Regions from separate parts of the Mus musculus genome. Here all the other regions are linked to region 4. A link is a loop called in an ENCODE intact Hi-C map of the cell type or tissue named here. Cell type or tissue: heart. All regions are shown on one strand. Region 1 holds the start of Dock9 (dedicator of cytokinesis 9). Region 2 overlaps Dock9 (dedicator of cytokinesis 9). Region 3 overlaps Dock9 (dedicator of cytokinesis 9). Region 4 has its middle 54 kb from the start of Dock9.

Evidence for each region. Peaks named below come from ENCODE experiments on the same cell type or tissue, not always from the same donor. Only the 100,000 strongest peaks of a DNase experiment are listed, where the experiment ranks them.
Region 1: a loop joins it to region 4, with 3 times the contacts of the local background. A loop is called at or near these places in 7 of 42 quality-filtered maps.
Region 2: it touches region 4 in a loop (3.0-fold over the local background); 6 of 42 quality-filtered maps call a loop at or near these places.
Region 3: a loop joins it to region 4, with 2.4 times the contacts of the local background. A loop is called at or near these places in 8 of 42 quality-filtered maps.

What each region holds. Positions count from the first base shown.
Region 1 is chr14:121,691,497-121,699,496 of GRCm38, forward strand. Dock9 (dedicator of cytokinesis 9) reads right to left here and starts at 6,921. Exons shown (of 54, transcript NM_001081039.1): 1 at 6,698-6,921. The coding sequence starts at 6,817. In heart, a CTCF peak has its summit at 6,967; DNase peaks (open chromatin) are centred at 3,425, 5,129, 5,715 and 6,965; H3K4me3 peaks cover 1,784 bases; H3K27ac peaks cover 1,311 bases.
Region 2 is chr14:121,602,718-121,610,717 of GRCm38, forward strand. Dock9 (dedicator of cytokinesis 9) reads right to left here. Exons shown (of 54, transcript NM_001081039.1): 28 at 7,306-7,452; 29 at 7,045-7,128; 30 at 6,439-6,550; 31 at 4,384-4,562; 32 at 4,094-4,207; 33 at 2,455-2,572. Among named protein-coding and RNA genes, the nearest start is that of Dock9, 92 kb to the right of the region's middle. In heart, no CTCF peak of the experiment used is centred here; no DNase peak of the experiment used is centred here; H3K4me3 peaks cover 592 bases; H3K27ac peaks cover 710 bases.
Region 3 is chr14:121,645,334-121,653,333 of GRCm38, forward strand. It overlaps Dock9 (dedicator of cytokinesis 9), which reads right to left. Exons shown (of 54, transcript NM_001081039.1): 8 at 7,638-7,812; 9 at 6,417-6,484. Among named protein-coding and RNA genes, the nearest start is that of Dock9, 49 kb to the right of the region's middle. In heart, no CTCF peak of the experiment used is centred here; DNase peaks (open chromatin) are centred at 1,468 and 3,558; H3K4me3 peaks cover 473 bases; H3K27ac peaks cover 2,159 bases.
Region 4 is chr14:121,748,611-121,756,610 of GRCm38, forward strand. It overlaps a transcript of Dock9 not described here. Among named protein-coding and RNA genes, the nearest start is that of Dock9, 54 kb to the left of the region's middle. In heart, a CTCF peak has its summit at 4,529; a DNase peak (open chromatin) is centred at 4,651.

The sequences.
Region 1 (8,000 bases), 57 kb before region 4:
GGGATGCTGAGCCCTGGGACAGGCCATGCTGAGCCCTGGGAGGCGAGGGGCAGCTCCTACCTCAGGTAACTGTCCAGACAGTGTACAGTACAAGTGTGCCTCCTTAGCACAGTGCCAGGCCCTGGCAGTCCTTCCCTGGGGAGGAACTGCCTCCACAGAAATGAAATCTGGATACAACCCCAAACCTGATCCGGGAAGCTGACAGGCTCCTTATCATCCTTCTGGTTAGAGGTATGTCCACCTCTAAGGAATGAGGACCCTCCAAACTTCCTCAGCCTCAGAACACCTTTCTAGGAAAAATTCTGAATTAGTTGTATCAAGTCAGAGGGTATTTCAAACTTCTAGAAAAATTTAATAACAACTACAATCCAAGACATCTTAGTTCTAAAATTTCCTTCATGGGTAGTTTGGAGGCTCAAGTGGGACTTCCAATATCTCCTATCCACTGTCCCAAATCCTGCCTCCCTTCTACGCCTCTCCTGACTCAGTCACCGACCGTGATGAGACGGTACCCCATTGTTCTATATATGGTACCTGCGCTGACTAGTTTTATGTCAACTTGACTTGAGCTAGAATCCTCTATCTGAATCTCAATTGTGAAAATTCCCCCACAAAATCTGGCTGTAGGGCATCTTCTTAATTAGCAATTAGTACAGAAGGGCCCAGCCCATTGTTGGTGGTGCCACCCCTGGGCAGATGGTCCTGAGTTCTAGAAGAAAGCAGGTCGAGCAAGCCATGAGGAGCAAGCCAGTAAGCAGCACTCCTCCATGGTCTGTGCCTCCAAGTTCCTGCCCTGTGTGAGTCCCTATCCTGACTTCCTTTGATGATGAACCTGGAAGTAGAAGTGTGTAAGCCAAATAAATTCTTTCCTCTCCAACTTGCTTTTGATCATGGTGTTTTGTCACAGCCAGAGTAGTCCTAACAGGACAGTCCCCCAAGCCCCCAAACCAAACACTTTTACATAAACTAAGCTTAAATCTCCACGATCTTAGTCCTGCCCCCAACCCTGGGCTGTTCTAGGAAAGACATGAAAGGCAACCTACCCACTATCTCCCTCTGCACAGATGAAAATACCAAAGCTCTGCGGGGGGTGGGTGGGGGTGAAGGGGTGACCTGAAAATTTGACAAGAATATTTCTTCTGTCTTGTTGGGCCAACAGAAACCTCTTCTAAACACTCCAGGTTCCTTGGTGCCCATTGCGCCAATAGGGGGATAAACATTCAGAATTGTCCTGGCTCGTGCTGTAAAGGGATGGAAAGGGGAACCTAGGGTGGAAAGCCACATGTCTGTATATTTTCAGAGAGTCTATCATTTCTGTGTACCTTTCTGGGAAGATGGTCCATGTAACAGTGAGGTAAGAAAGACACCAGAGGACAACTATACTTCTTCATCTATAGCTCCAGGTGCTTTATATACAATGAGTATTTATTCCCTTATCTATATAATTCAGCCAGATGTTCTGACCGCCAACAGTCTTCATCGTGTTTTAGGGTACGTGTATGTGTGTGTGTGAGTGAGTGTGTCTGTGTGTGTCTGTGTATGTGTGTCTCTGTGTGTGTGTGTGTGTGTGTGTGTGTGTGTGTGTGTGTGTGTGTATGTGTGTGTGTGTCTGTGTGTGTGTGTGTGTGTATGTGTGTGTGTGTTTTACTTTTTAAGATTTGTTCGTGTATATGCATGTACATATGCACACGATGGATGTGTGAGGACACCCCCTAGGAAAGAAGGTGTCAGATTCTCTTAGAGCTATGGTGACAAGGATGTAAGTCCTGGGACAGAGCTTCAGTACTCTGTAACATCCGCAAGCACTCAGCCATAGAGCCATCTCTCCACCTCCAATTTTCAAGGGTATTTTGTTGGTTTGGTTTGGTTTGTTTGTTTTTTTGGTTTTCTGAGACAGGGTTTCTCTGTATAGCCCTGGCTGTCCTGGAACTCACTTTGTAGACCAGGCTGGCCTCAAACTCAGAAATCCACCTGCCTCTGCCTCCCGAGTGCTGGGATTAAAGGTGTGTGCCACCACTACCTAGCAATTTTCAAGTTTTAATGAAGACCTTTTTCCCTTTCTACCTTTCCCTTCCCAAATGGCAGGCTTAAATGTCTCTCTCTGTGTGCGAACGTATGTATGTACGTGTGTGTGTGTGTGTGTGTGTGTGTGTGTGTGTGAGAGAGAGAGAGAGAGAGAGAGAGAGAGAGAGAGAGAGAGAGAGAGAGAAAGAGAGAGAGAATCTCACAAAACCTAACTAGGAGTTGGCTATCCTGGTTCTGTAGTTCTGAGATGCAGATCCAGTTACCAACCAACTCCCTGCATACAAGTTTCCTCATCTGTAAGAAAAACACAGATCTTCATATCTACAAAGCAAGGAACCTAAAGAGCTTGGCATGAAAGGGAGGTGGTGACAGAGGCATGTAAGTCCCCGAGGGACACCATTAGGGCAGTCAGTCTCTCTGCTCTTTCTAGGAATGTACTCCATAAAGACTCCCTTCCTACACTACTAAATAAGATAGGTGTATAACAGTGGGCGCCTCGCCTGTGCAAACAGCTCTCGGAACAGTGGGGAATCCCATGTCCTTACTGGAAAGACTACAGCTTACATGAACGTTTAACTTTCACACAGTGTGGCCTTTTCTCCGGCTAGGGATGAGTTAAATGTTCTCTGAGTCTTTGGAGAGAGTGGGTGAGATTAGCACACACTGTGGCTACATGTGAGCGAGCTCCTTCATTACTCAGGCCTCAGTGACAACCCAGCAAGTCTGGTGGAGCTCAGGTCCTACACCTGTGGCTGGATGAGCTAATGGACAAACAAATGAAGCAGAAAACCGGAAGATGGGCAGAGTCGTGCAGAGTACGCAGCTCCCAGGAAGTGCATGTCCTGATGCTGGCCACCTTACAATGTGTCATCACACAAAGGTGACAGGAACATTTCTAAACCTCACAATATTGAAACACAAATGACCAAGAAATGACTCATTAAATAATGCCAACTGTTGTCCTTCCTTCTACCGTAGTTCATGCAGATGCAGCCCTTTCTTGGTATGACTAAGTCTTCTGAACTATGAAGTCCTTGCCCACACACCGCACTTTAGGACCTTCACTCAGTGTGCCGTGTCCATGGACAGAAAGGCCCTCGCCTCCTAGCTCTGCTGTAGGAGCTGGGCACCGACGGGGCCACTGGAAGCCAAGTCCTCTCTCTACAAGGTGCACACGGGCAGCCGCCACACTGCTTAGTGATCACGTGTGACTGCAAACATTGGAGTCAGAACTCAAATCTGTTAACATGTGTTATGTCCCACAAAGATATGAAAAAGCAAACATGTATGTGGAAACAGGACTCCATTTGCATGTGAAGTTTAGCTCCTCCCTGTCCACCTCACAGAATTAATCCCACCCAGGAGCTCCACTGAATGATCTGCCAAATTCCACTCCAGGAGCTCCACACCCTTTTCCTCTCAAGGGCAGCAAAATAACAATTAGGATAATGTCTTTCCAAGAGTTAGCATTTGGAGGGGAGAGAGTGGTATTCAGTGTGAGCAGACAGCCCTCAGATATCAAGAACATCCCCAGCGCTCCCCACACATTACCCACAGTCACAGAGTCACCACCGATGGTTTGGAACTTAACCTGAGTGGCACAGGGACATCTGTCTCTTCTGCTCTCTAGAACTATGCAGACAAGACCCACCTATGAGACAGACCCTTTGGTCTCAGAGTTTTCCTGACATCTAGGCACAGGATCTTGCTGAAAGTACTGACTTCCAGCAGGTGTGGTAACCTGCACCTATACACTGGGTAGGAAATGAGACAGACGGTCCTGGAAGTCAAAACTCAATCTAAAAACAGAACCACCACCAATGGCTTTCCTAGCCCTAAAAGGAAAACCTTAAACGTGTCAAGTCTGTCAGGCCAGAGGAAAAGGAAGCACCACGGCAAGGCAAAACTTCAGTTTACAAGCTAAGTCTGCAGAAAGCACTTTAAGATGCATACACCAGTACATTCACTGTGGCATTGTGACTGATGGCAAAGAACTAGTAACAAACCGAATAACTACACAATTAAAGTAGATATTAAAAGGGGAAAATTACATTGCCATTAAAAATTAGGCATATATGGGTCGGGAGGCAGCCGTCAGGTAAGCACTTGCTATGCAAGCCTAAGGACTTAATCTGATCCCCAGCTCCATGTGCTAAAGGCAGATGTGGCAGTGTGTTCTTACAGTCTTAGTGCTGATAAGATGGGGACAGGAATTTAAGCTCCTGTCTTTACACCTGAGGGATGAGAACTGAGCCTGATTTCTGATAGACATGCATACATGCATATACTCATGCAGGCACACATACACACACACTCACGCATGCATAAATCCATACATGATTTTGGAGGTGTTCTGGGAGAAAACACTTAAAAGATTCTGTATTCATGGACTTTCCGAAGCAGACAGGATATGGAGACTTGTGCTTTCTTAGGCACAGACAGGACAAGTCAGGAGTACACAGAACAAGTTAGCAACAACGGCAGCCTTCGAGGGGTTGTCTCTTTCACTTAACTATTTCCAGGGGCTGCAGTGTGGCTCAATGGTAGAGCATTTGAGGACTTGCATACATGAGACTTTAAACTGGATCCCACCCCAGGAGTAACGGGATGCAATTTACATTCTTTATTAACCATTAGTTGTCCCTTCTAAATTGTTCATTATTTTCTCCTAGGGACTACACGTAATAACTAAATGTTACTTCCTAAATGGACTATGTTCCCTGTGGCTAAACATCTCTCCATATAGTTCACTCAATTACGGGCTCAGGGGTTCTCACACAAGTCCAGGGGCTATCAGTGCTATGCTAATGATCAGCACCCCAACATACTGATCTTGGGTCTGCACACTTTAGAATGCTCCCCTAAGAAGCAAGCTGTGCTCTCAGCAGCTTGCTGCATTCTCATTTGCTGTGAGCAGCTGTCTTCACAGACAAAGAGATTCACCCTGGCTAGGCACCCCCTAAACATCCTGGCTTCTATCTGATATTCCCCTCTTATCTTGTTTACCTCTGTGGAAGAGAAACTCCTGCAGATAAGAAAGTTGTCAGGTTGTATCAGTTTCCTTCCCTCTCCACACCCCTCTGCAGGTGCACGGAACTGGACCACTCCACGGGACCAGAAGTTTCCATGTCCCAAGAATCATTTCCCCATGTACACCTGTAGCTGGCCCAGCCTTGTCTTTTACAATTCCCAGTGGAACCATCTGGACTGAGCTAAACAAGGAACTACAGCATACGCAGAAAACATGAGAACACTAGAAAGAGCAGTCATGTTTTTTTAAGAGAAGTCACTTCTACATTATTTGAAAGAAAAAAATCAGAACATCACTACAAGCTACTTAGTTCTTCCGGTAACGATTTCTGCCCATCCAGAGAACCACGAGAGAACAAACACATTTCAGGATATCCACCCAGGAAACCCAAACCACACAACATCCTTCATCTTCCACTCTAGGATTTCACCCTAGGAGGCATGCAGGTGACTCAAGCCACGATGATACAATGAGCTATCTATCAGGCTTGAAGATAGGGAGCAAACAACTGTAAACTTTATATTCCAGAAAAGGGGCGGAGGCAGTAAATCTGTATGTTAAAAATGAACTGTGTGCGTGTGGCGGGGTGGGGTGGGAGGGGGAGCCAACTTATTTGACTGACTTTCAGTCAAGAACAAGCAGTACAGTTTTGAAGGCGGCGCAATACAAGTAAGTTAACCCCCCTCATCACAAAGGAAAGCGATTCGGTCAGGGTGAAATATGCTCTTGGAGAGTTTAAGCTCCCACCCTCACAGCTGTTAATTGCCAGTGCAGTAAACTGGAAACCAAACACTAGAGCACTAGAGCAGCCACAACTGAACTTCCATGTTTGGGGTGGGGAAAGCTACACAGAGGTACTAGGCACTAGCTTGACAATCCCTTTAACAGCCCGTGTGAAAGGCTCAATTGTCCCCTCGGCAGAGCACGCTGGTGGTTTCTGCAGCTTGCTTTAAAAAATTATGTGCCTTTATTGTACTAAAGAAATTCCAAACGGGAAGCACAGCCTACTCATTGACGGTTAACAACACAATTACTTTACATGGTCTTCCCTTCCAGAGTCTAAGAAGGCACTTGAGTTTGTTCAAACTACTATGGGTTTGGCTAATGCTAAAACATCAACTTTGCTGTCAGCTGAGATTCTTTCTGACTCTGTTCAACACAAACGCCCCTGATAAAAATAAACAAGGGGAAGAGACCGGCGTGCACTCCTCAGCACCTACCTGCCTTGTTTTCTCACTGACATAAATAGACAATGCACAGAAGGGTTTAAGTCTGCAAAATACTTCCTTTCCAACTCCCAGGGTGCTGTTAAAACCCCCGCCCAGTTGACTTCTGAAAAAAAAAAATCGTTGTGGCTAGGTGTGACAAAATTTTTGAACAATACTAAATTGTTTTATGCAAAGCTCCTCCCAGAAACCTGTTCACCCACAAACGTCAACATTTCTTTCCTGAGGAAGGATGGAAGTAGACTTCAGGCCAGTCTATAAGGAAAGGTAGAGATAAGGGTTTCCTAGAGACAGGCGGAGCAAGTCAGAAAGGAGCAAGTCGGAAAGTCAGAAAGAGCAGCGGGATGCGGTGGGTCACTGACTCATTCAGAAGCAGTCACGGTCCCGGGACAGGGCGACAGGACGGGACTCTTACCAATGTGGAGCTCTCTGCCTCCACGTCTGCCTGAGCTGCATCCTTGTACTGCAGGGGGGACTCGATGACCAACTCCTTCTTGTCACTTCTACCGCTCGTCCTGTACTTCTCAGCCTGCATTCTCCACACAGACCACTGTCAGAAAGCCTGCAGCAGGGACAGCTGAGAGTCCCCCACCAGCCGCACCGCTGGCCAGAGAAAGGAAAGGAAGCCTGAAGCCTGTTTCCCAGGCACTGGAAGTGCAGAGCCTGAGGGGTGGGGAAGGCATGACCGAGAAGGCCAGCCTCTAGGGGTGTTACTACAGCTAGGAGAATGGGAGGCTCCTGCTCGCTGGCCAAAGAAAAACAACCCCCAAACAGAACAATACACAGTGTACTGCCTCTGCAATGAAAGACCAGCCTCATTGTGTCTGTTCCACACAGCGTGGGCCAAATCAATGTGAATCCAAATAGTGCAGCATTGAGAAGGAAGCCTGCCGATCCCAGCGAGGCTCCCTCATAAGGACTTCCGATCTGAAGCCCCCAGCTAGGTCGCCTGGCTGGTCTAAAAGTTGCAGTTTCAAAACGCTTTCATTTGTGTTATGGCTAAGCACCAAGAACTTGGCTCCTGATCAAAGCAGGACCAAACGAGCAAGCAAGGGTGTTCCCAGGAGGTACAGTTCAAGAAATCATTTCTCCTTGCAGGACAGACAGCAGCAGACAAACTCATGTATCTGTTTTATGCCAGGGAGATGATACCGTAATGCTGAATAAATTAATAATGCAGCCAAAGCATTTACCATGGACATTTTCTTTGCACACAACAACGTGTGTGTGCCAGGATGTAGTGTGCCCAGTGTTAAAGGATGGAGAAGGTCAGAGTGGAAACGTAAAGCAGAAAGTCTCTTCCCTCAAGAATAGGAAAAAGATGGGAAGTCCAAAGATATCCTGAAGAAGAGAGATACACAGATGTTCTTGCAGAAGTCTGCTATCAGGAGTTACAGAGCCAAAGTTTGGAGCTGAGATGAAAGGATGGACCATGTAGAGACTGCCATATCCAGGGATCCACCCCATAATCAGCATCCAAACGCTGACACCATTGCATACACTAGCAAGATTTTATTGAAAGGACCCAGATGTAGCTGTCTCTTGTGAGACTAGGCCGGGGCCTAGCAAACACAGAAGTGGATGCTCACAGTCAGCTATTGGATGGGTCACACGGCCCCCAATGGAGGAGCTAGAGAAAGTAGCCAAGGAGCTAAAGGGATCTGCAACCCTATAGGTGGAACAACATTATGAACTAACCAGTACCCCGGAGCTCTTGA
Region 2 (8,000 bases), 150 kb before region 4:
CTCATTTGCATGCTCTGAAGAGGTTTAAGGACTTGTTCACAGGATGGTTGGCAATGTGACTTCTTCACGTTTGCCTGGAAGCATCAGCTGCAGCCCTGACTCATCCGGAGGCTCCCCGAGGAGTAGTAGCTGCTGTAGCATCCAGAACAAAACACAAACACAAACCTATAGAACCTGGTTCCCCGGTGGGGCTTCCCTGGAAGATGTTTCTAAGAACAAGGATTGGTGCTGTTAGATGGGAGCGCACAGAGACAGAGCCAAGTATAAAGCAGCCTGTTGTAGCTTCTGCAAATGTGGGTTCGGGTCTGGAAAACTGATAATGAGTGAAAAGTGACCAGATCAGTCCCAAGTCCCCTTTCATGACTGCACCACATACACACAGCAGTGCAAGTCTCTCACTGCCATTTGAATTGTAACGCTGAATTCTGAATAAGAGAATCAACTGAGCAAAATGCCCCACCACTGTGGCTTGATCACTTCCACAGTCTACAACGTCCCCTTGTGGAACTGTGAGTACCGGGCAGAGAGGACAGAGCAGTAAGATGTTCAAACACGTTGGTGGGCTTGTGGACTCATCATTTGGCTCTGAGAGGGAGTTATGAAGCAAGGATGCACAACACAGCTGAGGTATATCAATGGTAGCACGTATTTTCCACGGCAATCACCCGGCATCCACAGTGGTAGCTTACAGCTAAGGACACAGAGGCTGCAAGGCTGACACTTAGCAGGGGCAACCAGGCACTGTTGGAGCCCGGATGCAAAGCCACACCTGTCTGAGCCAAGCTAGTGCAAGAACCACTGCAGCAAACACACTAAAGCCCGTCTCCCTACTCACAGCCATGGCTTAGCATCTGTGCAGAGCAGGCCAGAAACGTGTGTGTAGGCCCCAGAGAAGAGAGGAACCTGCCCACAACAGCCAACATTTACGGGACATTTTATATATATATGGGGGGCATATAACCATGAAAATTATGCATAGAAACAAATGGACTTCCAGACTAGTACTGATGGTGTGGAGTAAATCTGGACGCCGCATGGGCTCTCCAGTGTCAGTCTACTCTTGCTTCACTGTCTTCTCTGAAATTAACATCAGAGATGGGAAGAACATAGATTCAGGAGCATTAATCCTGTGGAGTCAGTGGATAAAAGTGAAGTGGAAACTTCTAGAGTCTTTGGAAAGTTAATTATGTCAAATGATCCTTTGCTGGGGCACAAGGATGTCTTGCTAAAGCAGACACCTGAAAGAATGTTTTACCTGAAGCAGACACACGTGAAAGGATGCTTGGATATAGCAAACATGTGAAAATACCTGTGATAAAGGAATATAAAACATGACCCCACAGACAGTGGGAGACAAGCACTGAGCATTGGTTCGGTTTGCTCCACATCGCTATTCTTGTTTCACCTTACATAGCTTTGTTAAGCTCAACTTGTGACAATGACAATGCCACTAGGAGAAACTCGAAAAGATTAGATGGTGAATGAGCCTGGTGGATTCTTCAGGATTGAACTACAGCTGTTGGTTCCTACCTGGTGTCTGCCTGCCTAGAGGACGAGTCTGCAGCTGCTGAGTCATATTTGGTGTTTGCTACAGGACTGAACCGCTGCCAAAGATGGAGCTCGCCCCCAAAGAACAATGCTGAACAGGTCGACTTCCCCCATATCCTAATAACTTTTCTCTTCTACTACCTCTGCTGGGTAGTGGGCTAGAGGAGAGGTTGCACAAAAATTTAAGCCTACATAAAAGGCACCACTTTTTCTGATCCATGAATTTGTGGCATTAATGGGTGGTGTAACCACTAGCCACAGTAGAATGCTTCATATTCGAAGTGTGGTTAGCAGAGGGGAACCAGAGAAGACCAAACTGAGAACCCCCTATTAAAATCCTTTGATTACATCTGTGAGTGTGTGCATATGTATGGTGCCGTGTGTATCATCATCTTTATAAAGCTGCAGCTTAATTAGTCAGAATGTAAATAGGTGCATTTTCCCTCAGAGAGACGTCTCTATTTGAGTCTTGATTTATGCCATCTGTTTTCCTTCCCATGGGGCTGTTTTTCATGGGGGTGGAGTGGGGGAAGAACAGAAGATCTCTGAAAAATAATTTCTAGGACTGGATTCCAGCTACAAACTGTTACCTCCTTTGGAATTATGAACAAGACTGTCACATCTCATCTAGGTCCCATTATTACATGCAAATCTTCCACTCACCCCCATACCTGCAGATCGCCTGCTTCCAAAAGCGTAACAAAGATTGAAGATTTAAAAACAATCAACTGAGGAAATCTCACAAGACTCCTGATTACAATGCCTGAACTGTTTCACTTGTGAAACACCGCACCAGGAGAATATTTAGGGTAGAAAGTCCAAGTCCTAATTCACCATTAACGACGTATGAGAGTAAAGACAGTTTGAGTGACACAGGACAGGGCTGGTAAGAGCAAGGAGCTTTACCAATGCCAGAGATGGCGCCCAAGAGGTCTTTGTGCAGGCTGTGGTCAAGTGTGTTTCCCTTCTGCGGAGTCATGAGTGGATTCCCAGCAGGCACAGCCAGGGCTTCGTCCTTCACGATCTGCCAAGGGAAGAGAAGGAATTATTAGAGATGGTTGAACGAGCCTCATGAACTGATCTTGAAGTGTGAAGGCAAACAGTGAAGGGAAGCTATGTAACAACTAGACGTGTTCAGCATCTGGAGTGGGTAGGCTGGTGCATAGGGCATACGAGGGACGAGGTGGCAGAGGGATCAGAGAAGGAGAGAGTGGAGGAGGCCAGGGATGCTGCCAGCTTGCCCTGGCTCCACTCCACTTCCCACCTCTCCACCTGCAGAGGAAGGAGCCTGTTCCTTTCCTAACAGCAGTAACAGGATTTCCTGTCCTCGTGAGAGGTATCAGCTATGGTCTCTGGATACTCAGGTGGGGACTCCTGCCAGGGGAGAAACTGTATTAATCTTAACGTTGTATACACTTCAAAGCGAGACCTTCTGTTTGTTCTCTGAAGCACTGGAACAGGACAGGGAGGTCATGTGCTGGCCTGCATTAGGCTGCTCCGAGAACACATGTGGAGGACACACATGGAGGACACACATGGGAAAGGTGATCCAGAATAGTGCCAGAGCAGTGAGGCTGGGGAGGACAAAGCTTACTAGGCTTGAAACAAACAAACAAACAAACAAACAAACAAACAAACAAACAAGAAAAAAGAACATTACTAACCTGGACCCTCTTAGAATTATTATTTAAGAGGGAGGAGTAGTGTAAACAGTCTGACAATGTGCGGGGCTGGAGATATGGCTCAGGGGTTAAAAGTATAGTTGATCTCCCAGAGGACCTGGTTGGACTCCTAGCACCCACATGATGGGATGTGCCACCACACACCACATATGGAATTGGGATATTAATAGAGCCAGGGCTAAAGGCTTATCGATTGATTCTTAGTCAGAATGTAATTGCCCAGGACTGGCTGCTCTTCTAGGGGACCCAGGTCCCCAGCACCCACATGATAGCTCACAGCTCCATGAAGTCCTGTTCCAGGGAGCTGATGCCCTTATTTGGGCTTCCACAGGCGCTGCATATATACAACATGCATATATGTGGACAAAGCACATATATGTAAAATAAGAATAAATATATCTTAAAACTTTTAAAAGAAGAAATGTAATTTTCCAAGGGTATTATGCAGCATGACATTAGCAGAAGGAAGGGAGAGTGTGCAGTCAGTGAGTAGTGCTCCCTGAAATTCACGTCCACCAGTAGCACAGTATTCAACCTTACTTGTAAATGGAGGTCATACTGGGGGAGCCCTGAATTCAGCCACTTGTGTCTTTATTAAGAAAAAGGGGTGGGCTCACAAAGACTGAACACCATGTGCAGACAGAGACAAAGTGGAATGACCACGAAGAGCAGTGGTGGTTGCCAGCAACACCGGATGTGAGGAACCACGCCCCCCCCCACCCCTGCAGCCCTGAAGACTCCTTGGCTGTGACTGTCTACATGAGAGAATAGAACGCCATCATCCTAAGTCACAGAGTCCACAGCCCTCTGATAATATCCCCAAGGACAGTGCAGAGGTGTTGTCACCAAGCCTGCGTACTTACACTGCCCGGGTTCACAGGAAAGGGTGACACATCCCTCACGTTGATCCGCTGGACATTTTCAATAAGCAGACCAAACAGAGGCAGGTAGAGAGTGGCTATCCTTGCCTGGTGACTCTGAAAGAAGATACACATGGTAAGTGTGTTCCCTGGCTGAGCACCGGATGGCAGAGGACGTTACACTGGCAAGAAAAAAAGTCTCAGCCCTGTTAACAGGATTTGTCTAAGGGGTCATTTCCTTACACCGCTTGAGCATTTATCATCCCTTCTTCCCTCCCCTGGGAACTACTCACCCTCGAATTGTATCTGTCATCAAAAGAATGTTTTATCAGCAGGTTCTTGAGCATGCTGATGGCGATGACTCGGACCTCCCGGAACTCCTGGAGCGCAGTGCCCACCTCCCTTAGCAACAGTCCCACCAAGAAGTGGTTTCTGCAGAACTCGTCTGTTAAGGAGTAGTCAAGCTGGAGATCTGAGAAAAGGCAGGTGGGACTCAGGTTCAGGGGGTCCACTGTCGCCTGAGCCCCTCAGCCCACCTCGTGTGTGGCTACAGGTGACAAAACTCTGCCTCACACAAAAACAAAAAACCAGGCAATTCTGCAAGGCTGCTCTATTCCTTAACCTATAAATTCCCACAGGAGCCCTGAGCAGATACAAATAGCTGCCCTGAATTTTGAACATGGAACTGGTTTTAGTGCCTGTTTTTAGAAGATCTGACAGCAATTATATTAAAAACGTTATTGATAATTTTTTTTCTAAAAGAATGAAGTTATTGTACTAACGACAGTAGAGATCAATTGGATAAAACCACATCATTAAGGAGAGGATGAATACAAATGATTTATTTAAATATCATTCACTTTGTGAGGTCAGCTGTCTATTCTCTGGTTATCAATGCCTTCATAGTCACAGTAAAACTCAAATGTATTTTAAATGACACACCAGCACATAACCTATTTATTCTGCTTTCACTGAACAAGTAAGTTACTTCTGCAGTCTTTTCTAAAATGTCCTCCTTAAACTACAACTGAAATATACAAAGCACCACCCAGTAACTCATCACAAGCTACATGATAAAGCTGAGAGAGGGCTCATCTGCCAAGGAGGAAGACAGGAATCCCCTAAAAGAGGATCAATAAAAGCAGTCACACACACACACACACACACACACACACACACACACACACACAGGAAGCACAAAGTAAGACTGAGTCAGGACACTGACACCATTATCCAAGAAAGTCCTATAGACCCCAGTTTGACTTCCAAAGCCTTCCTGGCAGGTCCTTGAAAGTCTCCCCAGCACACTGCAGAAGTCCCTGTGGAGCCTGTCAGTAGGAAGAAAGAGTTTCTCCAGCATGATCATGTTTAGCAGCGTTTTTAGTCCACTTTCTGCAGACTAAACTGTAAGGCAGGGGCTCCCTTAAATCTCTTAGGGAAGAAAACGACTTACAGTCTCTGTGCCTGGGGCAGAGTCTGGCACGAGACCCCAATAAACTGATGTACAGGACCCACTCTCCTCAGTGAGGCTGGAAAGCTCACTGAGCTCAAGTCCCTTCAGACCCAGGGGGTCCAGAGCAGCTCATGAGGACTCAGCATGCAAACACAAAAAGCTCACAGGAAAGCCATGTGCCTTAAGCTCCTGTCGCTTCCACGGACAAAAGCTGTGTTTCGGGAGGTGAGATGTGATCTGGGGGGTGGGGGTGGGGGTGGGGTGACTTTGTTCTGCTCCCTAAAACAGAATGTGGGGACTCTAGGCACCCCGGGAGCATATCTCCTGGGTTGTGACAGCAACGTCTCAGCTCCACAGGAAAACAATGCACCCATTCGTCAGAATCATAAAGCCTGGCCAGATATGCATAGACAGGTTTGATTGGACAGTGTACAAGCGGCTGAATGGCCACTTGCATTCCATTCGGGTCTTTAATGGAGGAAGTGCAAGGGCAAGCCTAAGCCCCACCCACACCTACCTACTGGGCTGTCATTTGACTCCACAGTTGGTGAAAGAGAAGCTAATTTACAAGAGGGGAAAGCAAAACAAACACAAATGTAGTAAATAAGACAAAGGATTTTAAAGTGACAAACAGTCATGATGTTTACTTCTGATGAGCCCCAGTGAGCTTCAGATCTGCCTCTCATCTGCATGGGTTGTCTCTAGGTTTGCTGAAAAGCCAGTTTCTACGTAAGATTTTTTTTTTTAATCAACAATTTTAGGAATGTAAAATTATACACACCCTCATCCATGAATAAAATCAAATCATGGGATGACATTTCAATCAATACTTTTCTTATTTAAAAATGATACGGTTCTCTTCATTAGAAAATAAATCCATGCAGAGATGGGTTACCTTGGTATCTCTGAATTCTTCCTTTTCCAAATGGCATCGGCAAATTCAAAGGAATATAGTGTTCATGGTTGCACACCACGCGGAGAAACTCAAACTTGTACTCAAAGAGAGTCTGCAGGAAGAAATGCTTAGACGTGAAAACCTCACCGGATGTTGTATCTAGAATGCTAGTAAACCTACTGGAAGCAAAGAGCATGAGCACTTAGTGGGGACCACGTGCTTGTGTCTTTATGTATGTTGGATGGCTTACAGGCATTTGTGTGAAAACCAAACACACTTCATTAAATAATGCCTTTAGCAGACTTTAAGGCAGTTATTATTTATGCTCCTCTATGTCTAAAAAGGATTTCAAGTAGCTTATAATTACACAGACTCAATACAATTTAAAAAATTAGTAAGCTGGAAGGTAATAAAGGAAAATAATTCTACCAGAAAGGTTACATGGTTATAAGGTCTCGATAAACGATCTGTGATCAACAACTCAATTCAGAGGTTTTGGGATGAATGAGGTGAGGAACAAAAAGACAATTCTGATAAGAACAGGTGCAGTTCCAGGTGTGAATGGGCCAGCTAAACTCAAGCGAAAGTGCCCAACAGCCATGCTACCTTGGGGTCCCCGGGAGCAAAGCAACTGATGTAGTTGTTGATCTGCTTGAAGACGAAGCCTCTGTCCATGAAGGTGAAGCATCTCTAGGGGAAAAAAGCCAAGAGCCATTAGTTCAGACCCATGAGTTGTGGAACTTTGGCTTCTAGTCTGCTGGTTAAGTTACCCTCTCCTGTCAGAGTACTGAGTACTGAGTACTGAGGGCATCACTGTGCTGGGGAGCTACTTAGAAAGCAGTGTCCCCTTCCCCTGGAGGTCACTACCTTGATGAACACAGCGAGGCTGTGATTGGCATTTTTAGATGCTTCTGGGTTATCTCGAAATTTCTGGGTGATATGTGGCATCAGCATGTTCACCACGGTTTCCACAGCGTGATGGTAGGAGGCCGGAAATCTCTGGTTCCGCAGTAACTGAAAGGATTCAAACCCATCACTTAGGATGATTTTAGGTTGTAATACTTAAGGTTGGAGTCCAAGTCCATAAAAACAGAAACAAACAAACAAAAACCCCCGAGTTAGATCTACCTCTTGTATAATTGGATAAAAAGTTAGATATACCCTTCCTAATGCAGTCTGGTAACTTTCCACATACTATTTCATCAATACTTTCAAGAACAGAAATCTCACAAGAAAAAAAAATTTACCCAATTTAAAAAATCAAATTATAGCACAGTATTTGAATGTATACTATAAAAGTGCTCAAATATAGCCGTGGCGCACACCTTTAATCCCAGCACTCGGGGAGGCAGAGGCAGGCAGATTTCTGAGTTCGAGGCCAGCCTGGTCTACAAAGTGAGTTCAAGGACAGCCAGGGCTATACAGAGAAACTCTGTCTCGAAAAACCAAAAAAAAAAAAAAAAAAAAAAAGTGCTCAAATATGTCAAATATCTCGACCTTCTTTGATATGACAAAGAGAGTCTTGGTAGTTTATACAAACAAGAACAGAAATGTTGATCTAA
Region 3 (8,000 bases), 100 kb before region 4:
AGAATCACTCATCAAACCAAAGGAAAACACAATACATGGTAGCTGAAGGATATTAGTAAGACAGGATCTAGGAAACAAGAACATGGCTCAGGGCGGGCGAGGCTTCATGCAGGAAATAATAAATACTTGGAATACTAATGACTACAAAAGCTGATTTTAGTTGGCAACAGCCGGTATCTATTGCTAGATATTCTCCTTGATGCCCATTTAAGCTTTCATAATCTGAGGCTGTAGTAACAGCACATATCCACCATGACGGATGCCTCCTCTACTTTAATCCCCAGTACCACAAGATAATAACTGAGAAATTACCCAGCCTTCAAAGGCTTGTACTTTTGTTATCCCTGCTCATCAAAGACAAGGTGCTAAGGCAGGGCCCTAAGTGATTCTTCCAGTTTCAACATCAAATAGAATCTCATATTTTAACGTGTGCCATCTTGTTTAAAAGCCCAGATCTTTAACTATTCCACAAGACAAAAAGGGAAAATATATTTAATAAAATGAAGACTACAATAAAAAATAAAAAGAAAATATGAGTGCATAAGTTAAACATAAAGCAGAAACCCAAAGAGCAAATAAACACATAAAATCACAAAACCAAAAACCAAAGCAAACAAACAAATAACAACAACAACAAAAAAAATCAGTGATTGGCAGAAGACAGATGTTGTAGACTAAAATAGTCTTTAAATAAAACTTTGGAAATAAGGCAGAGAAACAGGAATATAAACTGCTATATTCTTTAAGTCCAAAACCTAGCAGTATCTAAAACATCAAAAACACAATACTCTTTGGCCTAGAATCCCAGTTTGGGACGGTCCTCCTGAAGACGAGTTCACAGGTGACACTTCCTAATGCTTACTGTACAATTTACAGAGGCTGAAAACCCAGTATCACCTAAATATTCCTAAAAGTACATGGCTGAATAATGCATACACTATCCACCAACGAACAACCTTGACTTGTGTGTGGTCCATCTTCAAAGAGACTGTCCCCTCTGCTGACACAGAGACACCCATGAGATACGTTTTAATGGTAGAGAAACTATCAAAGTAACTGGGAAATCACGAGCACACGTAGGAAGCAGCTAGCTGTCTTGCGCGTGCACATACACATTCTCTCGGTGCCCAGTGTGGCAGGAGAGGAATCACAGCAGGTTACCACTGGAGTTCTCAGGAAGAGGAGGACAATCATGAAGATAAAAGATTGACTTCTTTACCCAACACGGGCAGTTTTACTGACAGGAAGCATAAAAGTAAAATCTTAATCAATGTTTGGTAAAGATACTTATAATATGCACTTTCACAGCCAAGGTGCCCACAAAAATACAGCTGTTAAAAAAAATTATCCCAAGACTATGCAATTGAGCGCATTTCAGGGTGGCGGGATTCAGTCCTGCTCTGAAAATAGACTGTGGTCGGCCAGTCCAGAGGGCTGTAGGAGCTTCCTCAGACGGCCGTGGCTGCATCCTGGCCGTGGCCTGCTTTCTATTTTAGGTTCAGTAGAGAGAGAAATGTGCGGGGGGAAATGGACAGGAGCAGAGCGACTTTCCCTAGAAGCTGTCACTTGCACACTCGGCAAAGAGAAGGACTCAGCCCAAAGAGCCATACCAAAACAAACAAACAAAAATACCTCCTAACCCACACAGTAAACCTTAAGCCCAGTCACCGACATTCTCATGTTTCCAGAAGAGACAGTGATGTATCTCTAGTTTTCTGTGAGCCGAAGAAATGATTTAAAGTGAAAAAAATCTATGGGCAATTTTACTTATTTCAAATAATAATTTGAAATAATTTTTCCTGTACTGTATTACAGGAAAAATACTGTGTTGAGTCATTTAGACAAAATGAAATAAAACAGTTAGCAAAATCCCCTGAGGCCAAAATGTGTAATTCTTTAAAAGACTGTTATGTATATGGGTGGTTTGCCTGTATGCATGCCTTTGAACCATGTACCCATAGACACCCCTAGGACTGGAAACTTGGATGGTTATGAGCTGCCATGCACGTGCTAGGAATCTAAGCGCCCCCCCCCCAGAAGAGCAGCTGGTGCTTTTAACAACAGAGCCATCTCTCCAGCCCCCAGATTATTTACTTTTAAAAAAATTTATTTTATTTATATGAGAACACTGTAGCTGTCTTCAGACACACAGGAGAGAGCATCAATCCCATTAAAGAGGGTTGTGAGTCACCATGTGGTTGCTGGGAATTGAACTCAGGATCTCTGGAAGAGCAGTCAGTGCTCTTAACCGCTGAGCCATCCCTCACCCCCACCCGACCCCTCCCATCCCCCAATTATTTACTTCTTAAATTAAAAGGCTACCATAACACATATTTACTGCATATATGAGATTTAACTCAAAAGGACTTACGTTTCACCTCAAGACACAAAGCCAGGCTAGAACTTTCTAGAATTAGAAGGCTTATCAACGCAATGACTGCCAAACTGCAGTCAATCCCTTGGTGTAATAATGGCATCGTTTCTGGTTTGAGACTTAGGGAAGGAAGTGTTTGTTACAAACTTGGCTTTAAAACTCTTATTAAACTAAAATGTGTCCAGGAAACCACACGGGTTCCCACAAGTCCTGTTGAGCATGGTCCCCAGCCCTTATCCAGCCTCAAAGAGACTATAAAGTTGCAGACACCACTTTCTCTGTCCTGTATTCAACTATGAAAGGCTTACCTGTAAAGAAAAGTTCTTTGACTTCGAGATAAAATGATAAGAAACTGAATGGAAGCTTTTGGAGTCACGTGAGATGCCTCTCTTTCAGAATACAAGATGACAAGTTGTGAGCTACTGTTTGCCCCGCTATCCCCAGAAGAAAATGAAGGAAGAGAGCTGAGGTTTTCTTCACATTTCCTCTACACAAGAAGGCAACGCACACCCTCCGGCCTCATCTAACATGAAGGCAATCAGAGGGAGGAGCTCCCCGAGTTCTAGAAGAAACCAACTCACTGGTTCACAGACGCCTTTTAAATATAAATTCTTACAATTATAGACTGATGCTCTGTGTTTTGTTATATTTACAGTAAAAACTGTTTGCTTCCCTGCTAGACAATAGGAGGAAAAGATGAACTTTTAGGGTAAATACAGTCTGTCCCTGGTATGGAAACAGTAAAGATGCGCCTTTTCTCCAGGAATAAGCAAAGGCCCCAAGAACACACCAACAACCCTGAAAATCCAAGTTGGCTTCACTCACATCATGAGGCTAGTCCATAATATTCCAGAATGAAACATCAGTTATTTTGCACTGAAACAACTTCCCGTCAGACATTTCCTGTTTGTCCAAGTGTGGGTCTCAGTGGAGAAAACAAAAGCCAGAGGAACAGGATGAGTTAGGCAATGACAAGCTGTCCAGAGAGGACTCGGCCATTAAGTTACCCCCAGCTACCTTTGCCTGGCCCCATTGTTCCAGGCATCCTCCCTGAAGACTGTAGAGTCTTCACACTGCCTGGGCCTCCCATCAAACGCTTCCCCGACCTCTTTACCCAGAGAACACTCCCCTCCTCCCCCTTTCCACACACACTCCATCTGACTCTGTAACACGGGACTCATTCCTCCTGAAAACAGGATGTCCATTCGCTAGCCAGTTCCCGTGCTCCCTCAACAAATGAGCCACAACCCCAGCACTGTAACAGGAGGCGATAAACAGCTGGGCTGACCACAAAGGGACCAGGCATAGGCCGGCAGCCACCAGGTAGAGCCTGGCCCCTCACAACACAACTGTGAGAAGGCCAGCATTCTGAAGGCACAGGGACTGACAGATCCACAGGTCCAGTGATCCTCACGGGAACACCTGGGGGAAGGACAACACACTGTCCCCTTTTTCGCCTTTGTTTTCTGCCAGGTACCAGAAGACAAAGCTAAAATTCTTATGCATCTTCATAGGGGAAAAAAATTGGATTTCTTTGTTGGCTTTGCTTTGGCCAAGACAGAGTTTTGCTATGAGCCAGGCTGACCCTGAACTTGCATTCCTCCTACTTTGCCTCCCCAGTGGTGTGCCGCCAGACCTGGCCTGAAAATGCAGGTGTTAAATAACCAATGTGGGACTCAAAGAACCTGAGCTGTTTCTTAGGTGACCATGCTATTCACTGAGTTGCCAGAAAGTTCTTTTCTGGTTTCTAGGTTGCGTCAGTGTGCTGCTTCAATAAACTAAGAGTCAAGCAGTTCTAACCCGTTGCTATGGGGTCCTCTGAGCATCCAGAAATAAAGATACATGCATATATGGGTGTCAAACGAGGCCTAGACTTCCTAACATGATGGGGTGAGGGGTGCAACTCAGTGATAGAGTATTGGTCTACCATATCCAAGGCCCTGGGTTTCAGACACACACACAGACACACATACAGACAGACACACACATACAGACACACACACAGACATAATACACAGACTCAACACACAAACACACAGAGACAGACACACACATACACAGACACACAGACATATGCACACACACAGAAACAGGCATGCAGATATATACACAGGCACACAGAAATACACATACACACACAGGCAGACACACACACAGACACATATAGAGATACACACCACATACAAACACACAGAAACAGACACATGCACAGACATACAACACAGGCATACAGAGACACAGAGACTGAAACACGCGCGCGCGCGCACACACACACACACACACACACACGGGAGAAAAAGCAAGAAAATAAACATAGAAGCCAGAACCCAAAACTCCTCCAGGCTAGGCATAGGTTACAATGAGGGCTCTAAAGTTAGCTTTAATAGGCAGGTGCTAAAAAGATTCTGTGGAAACAGCTAAGTCCTGAGGAAAAACAATACCCACAGTTCCAGCCAGGAAAATTTATACTGAGAAAGGTCAATGCTGAATGCTAGTCTAGTTGCAATCCTATATTGACACAGCATGATTCTATTACAGTGCTTAACGTGTGGGTGTGTACAGTCACCATTTTACTTTATTATTAAAAATAAAACAGAAAGGTAAGGACACAAAAAGAATGAGGGATAGTGAAGACAAAGGCGTCACTCATTTAAAAGAATCATGCACACACACACAGACACATGCATGCACACACACACACGCACGCACACACACACACCCGTGTGCACATGCACACACAGGAGATCGGGCCAAGGATACTCATTGTAACATTGTTCGAAGTAAGAAAAAATGGAAATAGCCTAAGAGCTAAAATGTTTCTACAGTACAATAAAAATGACTGACCAGATCTGTACCCGAAACAAGGCTAAATGAGATAGTACTGAACATCAGAGCAAAGTAAACAGAAAAGCAACTTTCAAACATCCAGGATCAACACCCTGCGTCCTCGTGGTGAAATACTTGTAAAAACACGGAACACAATGGAGGTAAAGGCATCACAGTTTGTGGCTGCGGCTGGGGCTGCGGCTCGAAGGAGAATGGGAGCAAAGGCAGTGTCTGAAGGATGCGCCTGCCACTGAGGCTGACGAGGTAGTGGCAGGGGCAGCACTGGCTCTGGGAGAGAGGCAACACAACATGGCTGTTTTGTTTTTCCTTGTGCTTTTCAGTGACTCTGGGGTTTCTCAAAGTTACAAAATGCACGAAGGGAGGAGCCCAGCTTTGCGGTTGTTCTCCTGCTGATCCAGGTGATCCGGCCACACGCTTCATAAACCAGCAGCTCCTCTTTAGTTGCAGTGACAAGATTACCACAATCACCCTCTTGGGAACTGTGGCTATCGAGTAGATAAAGAGCACCCAAGTGCACTGGCTCATTTATGTCAGCTTGACCTGAGTTAGGTCATCTGAGAAGATGCCCTAGCCAGGCTGGCCTGTGGGCTAGCCCGTGGTTCATTTTCTTAACTGATGATTGATGAGGGAGGGTCCAGCTCACTATGGACAGAGCCATCCTGGGCTGCTGGTCCTGGTCCTATAATAAAGCCGATCTGAGCAAGCCATGGAAAAGAAAACCGGCCAGCAGCGTTACTCCATGGCCTCTGCTTCAGATCCTGACTCCAGTTTGCTGCTCCGAGTTTCTGCCCTGATTTCTTCCCTCAGAGATGGGGTATGGCCTGAGAGTTGTAAGCTCTCGGGTCACCCTTTCCTCTCCAAGTTGCTTTTGGTTATGGTGTTTTTCACAGCTACAGTAGCATTAACTAAGGCACCAGTGAACATAATTTTAAGTAAAAGAAGCCTGAACAGAAAGAATACTTAGGAAGACAGAAGTACAATGGCAGCATTTAAAAAATAGCAACACACTTTGTAGGGTATTTTCTGGAGAACAGACTGAAGTGTCTGTCACTCGTGTAAAATAATTCCCACCCTCTCACATTCACCCCAGAAAGCAGACAGTGGCAATCATAGCAACAGTGCCGCCATACAGGAGAGCCACGGAATGAGAGGCACCCAGCCCTCACAGGAGGGTGGTGTGTGAGGATAGCCTCACCTTGGCAAGTTCAGGCAGGTAGCTGTCCAAACCGGAACCAGAACCTTCCAGTTTGCTCTGCTCGTCATCTAAATGGCAAAAGAGATCAACTGAGTTGTATGTAGTTGATACTTTCCCGTGTAATACAAGCAAAGGAACCCGAATGCAGTGGTTCTCAGGTCTGAAAGAGCATTCCAAACAGCTGGGGACTTTGGAGTGACACCGATGGCCATGCCCAGCATGGAGAGTAGTGGTCCAAGACCTTGTACAGCTAAAATCCGCTACCCTCAGCTCCCCCCTCACACTAGAACTGATGTCAGCCACACTCCATCAGTCAGAAGCTAGGGTGGGACCAAGGGTATGAGGGAACAGCCAGGGCTGGGAATCTCTTATGGGCTTGAAGTACAATATGAACACGCATCGAAAACATGGCCTGAGTGCCCTGCAATCTGGAGTAAGAGTCTTGCCATGTTCACTTCATCCTGAACATTCCAAAAGGGGATAACAATAGGAACTTTCCCACTTTAAAGATAGATTTCCCACCAGTGGCTGGAGGTAGTTTTTCTTTTGTTTTTCTTGTTTTTTTTTTATTACTTAAAAACTTTTATTTTTACGTAAAGATAGGTTGTAATGTAGCCCAGGCTAGCCTTGAGTGTGCAATGTAGCCGAAGATGACCTTCTGATCCTCCTACTCCACAGGTGTGTGCCACCACACAGGGTCTGTGCAGTACTGAGAACCTAAGGCTTCATTCATGACAGGCAAGCGCCCCACCAACCCAACTACATCTCTAGTTCATATTCCCATTTCCAGGTAAAATTCGAGATTCATAATAGTTTGTCCCAGGTCACATAGCTGAAGAAGTGCCTGCCCCACCATGAGTGTGGCTATTCCTGTTACATACTCCCCATACAAACTCCATCAAGGTACTAACTCTTTCTGTTTTTTGTTATCTGAGACAGGGACATTATGTAGCTCCAGTTGACTTGAAACTCCTTGCACAGTTGACTGGGCTACCTCAAAACCTGTGCCTCTTGCCTCTGCTCCCCACATGCTAGGATTATAGGCAACACCCATGCCTGGCTTCAGGGCAGTCAAGTCTAATGTGATGGAAACCTTTGCTGACAAACTGTGAAAGGCTCACATCTTCCTACCTCTTGTGGACCTTTACAGTCCTCCTTCTTCCTGGGGAAGGTAGGAGTGGCCACGCAGTGTGCTCGCCGAGGGAAACCGCACCCACCTACCTTCATGAGGATCCCCGTTCCGCTTTTCTTGCATTGCGGCTTCAAAGTTGAGCTGGAGGATCTTGTTGAGAACAGTGACCCACTCCTCCATCTCTGCCTCGCTGTCTGCCGCCAGAAGGTAACTGCTTTTGTCTTGCATCTTGAGCTCAAAAGCGAAGCGCCTGACTCTGTTGTTCTGAGGTAGAAACCAGGAAAGAGACAGGTCAGGAAGGGGCTCAAGACAGCCTGCCCTACTTGTTAATGGTGCTTTCTTATTGGCTCTCCGATGCCCCATTAAAACCGAAAATCCCTCCAGAAGTCACAGGCCACCTCTTCATGTGATTAATTAACTGCCTTTTAAAACTATGTATTTAGTTTACATAT
Region 4 (8,000 bases):
ACTGCTCTTCCAGAGGACCTGAGTTCAATTCCCAGCAACCACATGGTGGCTCACAACCATCTCTAATGGGATCCAATGCTCCCTTCTGGTGTGTCTGAAGATAGCTACAGTGTACTCATATAAATAAAATAAATAGATCTTAAAAAAAAATTAAAAAGAGTTGCTGTGGTCATGGTGTCTCTTCACAGCAATAGAACACTGAGACACTCTTATATAAGCACCTTGGACACTAAACTCTACAAATTAGACTTTGTGCAACAGAATCGGAAGCAAAACTGAAAGACAAAGACTAATTAACAAAGCCCAAAATGATAGCAGGCCTCTCTCCCAGAGACACAACATGAACAGAGAGCTGGTGACTGGGGTGACTGGAGTGACTGGGGTGACAGGAGTGACAGGGGTAACTGGGAGACAGGGGGGACAGGGTGGCTGGGGTAACTGAGGTAACAGGGATAACTGGGGTGACTGGGTTGACAGGGTGACAGGGGTAACTGGGGTAACAAGAGTGACAGGGATGACGGGGTTAACAGGGTAGCACACGCATCCCCAGGTCTGATTCTAGATTAATGGGGCCTCTGCTGTGAGCTTCAAGGGTTTAGTGACGAGCGCCTCATCTGTGCACCGCAGAGCCCTGTCGGCTGCTTCCTTCAGCAGCTCCCTCTGGTTTACTTTTGTGTACAACAACACTTCTGTGTCATAGTGCAGCCTACTAGACCAGGCTGCAGATACAGATTTGAAAGACGAATCACCAGGGGACAAAAGAGAACGGCCGCCAATAAAGCATGTGAAAAGATACTCAACATTAGACATGAGGAACAAAATGCAACTCAAAACTATAATAGTATCTCACTACGCACTGATGAGGATGCACTAAATTTAAGACTGGTCAGATTGATGGACCAGCAAACCGGCTCAGCAGGTTAAAGCACTTACTGGCAGCCTGAGTTCAATCCCTTAGAACCCACAAAATGGAAGAAGAAAAGCAATTCCCGAATATTGTCCTATGACCTCTACATGGCACGCACACACACACACACACACACACACACACACACACACACGTGCACACACACACGTGCACACACACACAAACGGTTAAAAAAAATTGCCAAATTGAGTGCTGCAAAAGATTTATAACCAGTAGAACATGTGCACACTGCTGCTGGATCCACTTTTGGGAAGTTTGCCAACGCCTCAAAACAGTTCCCAGATGAACTCTTAGGTGTTAACTCAAGAAAAAAGGGAAAACACCGTCCATACCACAGGCTTCTCTTTTGAGAATAATAAAAATGTCTTAAAACTGGGTTACGGTGTTGACTGCAGATACCTGCAGGTTTACTAGGATTCAATGGATCGTACAGTTAAGCTCTGAAATGAATGTCAGGCTTTGCGAATTATACTTCAGTAGTGTCGAGAGATATAACACTCTAGGTTAAATAGGCAAGCACCATGAACGAAGTAACTGTGTCTGTGAGAACTCCACGTGGCAGAGGCAGTGCCTCAGGACAGAACCATCACGGCAGAGTGGATGGCTCCCACTCCTAGGATGAACTTAGGCATGACGTAATAGAGAAACAGACACACAGAATGAAGGATGGTTTTGATTGCTTCAAAACATAATGCTTGAACAAGCATTAGCGAAAGGATACCATTATGAAGCTGGGAGAATTCTGTCTCATATGGGAGGCACTTTTCCTTTTCCTCAGGGAAGTGTTTTGACAGGTGATTTGCACCACAGACAGCCAAGTCCGACTGGCTGGCTGCTGGAGTCACACACATCTACACATAGCACACATCACTAGAAACAAACCTGGGTGTGATCAAGTACTACCCTCAATGAAGATCTAGCCATTTGAAGACAAGCAGTATCTTTTATAAGTGAATGACCTGAATCTTGAATTGGTTTGCCCGATCCTTGATGATGAAAATAGTCTATACTTACCATAGTGAGTTTGTTGGGAGAAAAACTAAAATTTAACCAAAAGTTCAAGACATTCGTATTTTAAAAAGAGTTGCCAAAAATCCATGTAAAATTTCTTCAAAAGGAGTATTACAAATGTATGCGCGTACACACACAAAATGAACATCCTGCTTTCTGTAGTTAATGTTTTTAAAGTATTAATATTTATTATTTTGGTACGTTATGATTTAAAATTATTTTCTTAAACATCCCAGTATATAACTTTGTATGTAAAGAAAAAGTAAATTTAAGAGGTACCATTCCAACACTACCCAGAAATCAACTAAGCCACAGGGCACAGGCTGCTTACCACTGTCCAACTACAGGACTCAGAAGAGAAGAAAACGAATTTGACCCACGTCACACGGCTTACGTGTGCCGTGTGAACAAGAACCCTCCATCTCCTAAGTCCCCGCTCTTTCTGAGCTGTCACTAAATCACACTAACAATGACAACACAAGAAGAGATGATGATTATAAGGCTCTCACCCTGGTGGGATTCTGAAGGGAAATATGAAATTGCAATTGTTGTTTAATTACACTAATTCCCTGAGTTAGACCTGCCCTTCTAACTGGGTGACCAAGAGGACATCCACAACAGTGCTCAGCAAGCGTCCAGGCATAGCTCTTCCTATCCCGGGCTCCCTATGAGCCCCACTAAGACAGCAAAGGTGGTTCGTGTATAGCCAAGGTAAGCACATGCCGTAAGGACTTCATGCTCTACTCTGAACACAACATGGAAGCCGAGGCATTAGTCCTCTTGTTCTTAATGAGAACCACAGTAAATTCAGTGACAGATTCCTCCAACTTCCGAAAATAAACAAAATCAAGGCCATTTCTGAGGAGACATGTGGCTTAATTTCATAATAAAGAGATTGAACAAACTCATTATGAACCAAAGAAATGTCTTGATATTAATGCATTTCCTTCTTTTAACTCATCCGAGACACCAGAGTGGGTCACTCACCGGCTAGAAGGCCCAAGAAGATGTTAAGTGTTGTGCTAAGGCCATGCTAATGAGATCATGTGCTATTAAAACTGATTCTAAGGGGAGCTGGAGAGATGGCTCAGTGGTTAGGAGCCCTGGCTGCTCTTCCAAAGGAACCAGGTTCAATTCCCAGCACCTACACAGCAGCTCACAACTGTCTCTAACTCCAGTTCCAGGGGATCTGATACCCTCACACTAATAGATATAAAATAAAGTTAAATAGATATTTTAAAAATGACTGTAAAATCCATTCAGATACCAAATTCCTTAAATCCCTCCTATTTGCAAAAGATAAGAATAAAGCTAAGCCTTTTTCTTCCACTGGGATAAGAAGAACTACAAATAACTAATTTATATGCTACAAATTAAAGGGGTTTGGTCTTCTGTTGCTTTTTCATTGCAAATGCCAAAATCTTCATAATCTAACAGGATTACTGAAAGATATGTCTTCAAACATAAAACTTTTTTATTCTGGGTAACTTGTCTGTCAACCTGTGTTACAAAATCCTTAGTTTAGCAGATGTCTCCTTAATTTAAAAAAAAAAAAAAAAAAAAACAGACCTAGAAATGGTACAATTACATATAGAATTTTCTCACAGAAAGATTAAAACTACCTAAAAATAAAAGTTTTCATTTCATGCCATTAAACGCTTAGTAGCAGATTCCAACTGTCTAAGATGCCCTGAGGCACAAATGAGCTCCCAGCCGCTAAAGTAACCGTTCCTCAATATGCGAGGTAAATGCACGAGGATACAGGATGCTCTGCTGTATCTGAACATACAAACCAGACATCCGTGTACACCCGTGCTTTCCTCCTCTGACTGAGAACTAAACCTGGAAAGGTTCATACCATATGTCCTGCTCCCTGCAAATCAGTTTATCCAGTAACAGTGCAGATTCCATCTTGGTTCTGAAACAAAAAGTCTGAAGGTGAAAGATCATGCTGCAGCCAGAGCTCCCCAAGAAAGGCCAAGCCCAGGACAAGAAATTCCTAACGGCCCATGTTGTCCTCAAGTAGGAAGGAGGGAAAGGAAGCTGCCGCCCCGGGAGACAACCACTGAGTGAGGGAAACATCCAGGAGGCAACCTGACCCATGGTACCCAGCATCTCTAGTCCTGCAAAGCAAGGGCTTCTCTACTCTATAGGCACTGGCTGCGACTGCAATTTCCTCTGGGAAAAAACAGAACCATTGTGTTACTGTTCGTCAATAGTGGCCTGATGGGATGGCACAGAAGATGCACCATCCTACGGTTTGTATAAAGTATACCTCATCTACTGTGCAGTGTAACTGAGTCACAAATGAGGGCTGCGAGGTTCAAGACACGGCTGAGTCACTGAGTGTCTACGCTCGCATGTCCGTCATGTAGCCACAGACATCCAGATTAGACTTCTTGCCACGTAATACTTCAGTCGGGCATCCTAGAAACTTCTGTATTAACATGCTAAGTAGAAGGAACATTTTATATTAATAGAGGGGGTGACAGATCAAATGCCTGGCCAACGTCAAGGGTCCTCAATATGGCTCGGATGCAGGGATTCTCTTTCTCCCATCCTCTAATCACAAAATATATTCAAGATGCTCCATCTAGTGGATTGTTTGAGGATCCTCAGGCTAAGGAAAACACATTTTTAACAGCTCAGGACATCCACACATCCCACATCCACAGCCAAACCGCATCCCTGGAAGCCAAAGACAAAAAAGCCCATAAGAAGTTCTGCAACACAATCCCAGTGGAGGGAGGAGCAGGAGGAGGGTCGTGGCTTCCGTGCTTCCTCGGATCAGGACGTCACCATGACTAGTCAAACACAGCTGCACCCTAAATCACTTTGCCCGATTTCCCCGGTTTTCTCTGACACAGTAGGAACTAGCAAGGAGATCGTTTCAGAAGCAACAGTAAAACCACGGCAAATGAGATGTGGCAGAGGCGGTGGCTCGTGACCCTGATCACCGTACCTATCCAAACAGAACTTGGCCCACAACTATGCATAAGCAACTTTATCTGTAATAACCAACCACTGGAAACATGATTAATAAATGATAGGTCCATCAGTAAAAGGAAGCAAGCAAGATAGAGACAACAACATGGGTGGCCTCAGGATCATTATTCTAAATGAAAGATGCAAGACAAAGCAGAATTCATACCACAACCCATGTTCATAAAAACTCACAGTAACAGAAAGTAGATCTGAGATTTCTTAGAGACGGCAGAGAAGCCACACAGACAGATGACAGACGGGTCCAAGGCACTTGAGCCAGGGTGGTGGACGTGTTCATTACTCTTAATGCGATGGCAGCTTTCATATGTGGGTGTTTAACTTATTTTAAGTATGCACAGCTTCAAGTATTTCAATTGTTCTCAGTAAAGCTACTTGGTGGGAAATGCCCATTCTCCCTACATTCCAACAACAGACTCTCGGGCTAATATGTGCGCTTGTTTGCCTTAAATCTGTTCAACCCGAAATTTTCTTGTCTTTAAGGGGAAACAGACTAATTATTAAGAGGAAAACACTGTTTTTCCACCACTTTTACGTCAACATAAAGCTGGCTTCTGAAAAGGGGAAGACATACGCACATTCCACAGTGTCTCTTGAAAAACTGGAGGATTCAGCTTTCCCGTGTGCCATTTGAGGCCCCTCACACGGGAAAGCGCACTTACACACTCAGTCATGCACGAGTTTATTATGTGAAGAGAGATTCAGGGAGGAAGGCCAAGCTCACAGAGAAATCCCTGCACGTCAGCAGATTAGTCCAAGTTCTTCCACTTCTCAGCGCCAGGAAGAACTTAACCTCTGGAATGAACACGGCCCACATCTGCAGCATGGCGTCAGTGACTGCCTGCTCGCTGAGTGACTGTAAGATGAAAGGATGACCTGACTTCACTCCATTCACATGCCCTTTTCCAGAGAAGTCCTAAATTAGGTCCGTAAGAGTTCATCTTACTACATATCCAGGGTGGAGAAGTGCCTTCAGGAAAATAACTTCATTTCTTTATTGGGGTATGTGCCACGGATGTGTGGGGCAGTCAGGACAACTGGTATTATCATTTCTCTCCCTTTGTATGAATCATAGGACTGGAACTCTGGTCCTCGGGTTTAACAGAGAGCACCTTACCCACTATCTTACCAGTCTAAAAGACATCTTTTATGGATTAATTTTTATATATAAAAACAGCATGCATTTGGAAAATAGATTCAGTAAGCCTATTACTTTTCTTCCTTGAGTTAGATTTTTATACATATAGTGATTATGGTGAAGTCTCCAATATACCACATGTTGCAGGGATATTTGATCACACTGTGAACCCCAAGACTGTGTTATTTACTGAAAGAACTGTTTCTAGCTGTGGTGTGGCTCAGCCCTTAGCACCACACCCTTAGTGCACACCTTTAACCCTAAACAATGGACGTAAAGTTAGCTTGTAGAAAGGAAGCACCCATATTTGAAAGTGATTCTATTTGAATGGCAGACAAAGTGGTGAATCAGAGAAAAATTTGACAGAATAGGATATGCCCAATTCTCACGGGAAGAGAGAAAAGAGAAGCTATTTAAGAGAGCACAGAGAGAGGGGGAAAAAAAGAAGGCATTTTTACCAGGAAAGCTGTACAGAGACAGGTCGCAGAGAGATAACAAGCCAGACAGAGGTGAAGACAGAGCAAGCCAGAGAATGAGAAGGAACCAGAAAATTAGAACATATTGCTGGGCTGGAGAGGTGGCTCAGCCGTTAAAGGCTAGGCTCACAACCAAAAATATAAGAACATACTGCCAAAACTAGTATGAATCCAAGCAGAGCAATTCAGGAGAGGCTGAGAAAGAGAAGCCAGATTGAATCAGTCATCTTAGAGGGGAGTTTGAACCAGAACCTCTGAGTTGAACCAGCCAACTAGAGATCAGAAAGAATAAGAAAGGGTAAGCTTTCAAAAGGCTAAAACATTCTAGACCTAGATTAGATTGTATGGCTGTTAGAAGCTTCCCGGACTAGACCTAGGTTAGCAGACAGAGGCAGTAAGGTTTTGAGACGACAATTAATACAGGAGAATAAAACTTAACTGATACAAAGACAGAACTCTAAAAGTCTTTATCCTATAGTTCACACGATCACCCATTACTTGTGGGTAGTAAATGATGTTACTGATAACCACAACTCATGGCAAGAAGAAAATATTTCTCGTGTCGTAACACTTAAAAGAGTCTTATTTTTAACTATCAACAAACTAAAACTTTGGGGCGGGGGGCGGGCTGCAATCTGTCACACTTTAGCTGATCAGTACTAATAAGCAGAGTCTATTCTCTGCAAAACGATGCCCTGGGGTCAACTATCCACTCTCCCAGTGTTGTGCTGTGACCAGCAGCACAGAGAAGCAGCTCATCTCTGTAAGCCTTCATCAAAGTAGAGGTTTCTACAAAACAGGAAACATGAGCCCACTCTTGGCAACAGACTCCATCTTCCCTGCTACTGCACCGTTCAGGGCACTGAACACCACCACTCGAGTTTGATGGCCAAATGCTGCTTGAACCACCCGTGCGGAGTTTTAAATTTCTGGATACTGGGATGCTTTAGGCTCTTGCTTGAGCCGTCCCTGATCCACCTCCTCATGGCACAGGACCCGTAAGAGGTGACACAGGAACCACAGGAGTGTCTACCTCTGACACAGGAAGTCTAATGACAAAAGACGGTCGTACCTGGGTCAGCTTAAAACTCCATGTACTGGACCCTAACCCCTGTTGTCATGGGGCTTGGACGGGGATTTGGATGGTGATGAGATCATGGGGATGGAGCCCTGGTAAGAACAAGGCCAAACATGGCACATGCCTATCATCCCAGCACTTAGAAGCCAGGAGCAGGAGGATCTAGAGTTCAGGTCATCCTGAGCGGCATGAGTTCCTATACAAAGGGAGTGGGGGGAGGGAAAGAGGGAGAGGGAAAGAGGGGAGGGGAGGGGGACAGAAAGCAGGAGAAATGTTTATGTATGTGTGTGTTCTATTCCCTTCCCTCTTCTAAGCTCTTCCCACCACGTGAAGCTACCATGATGAGAGGTGGCATATATAGCCAGG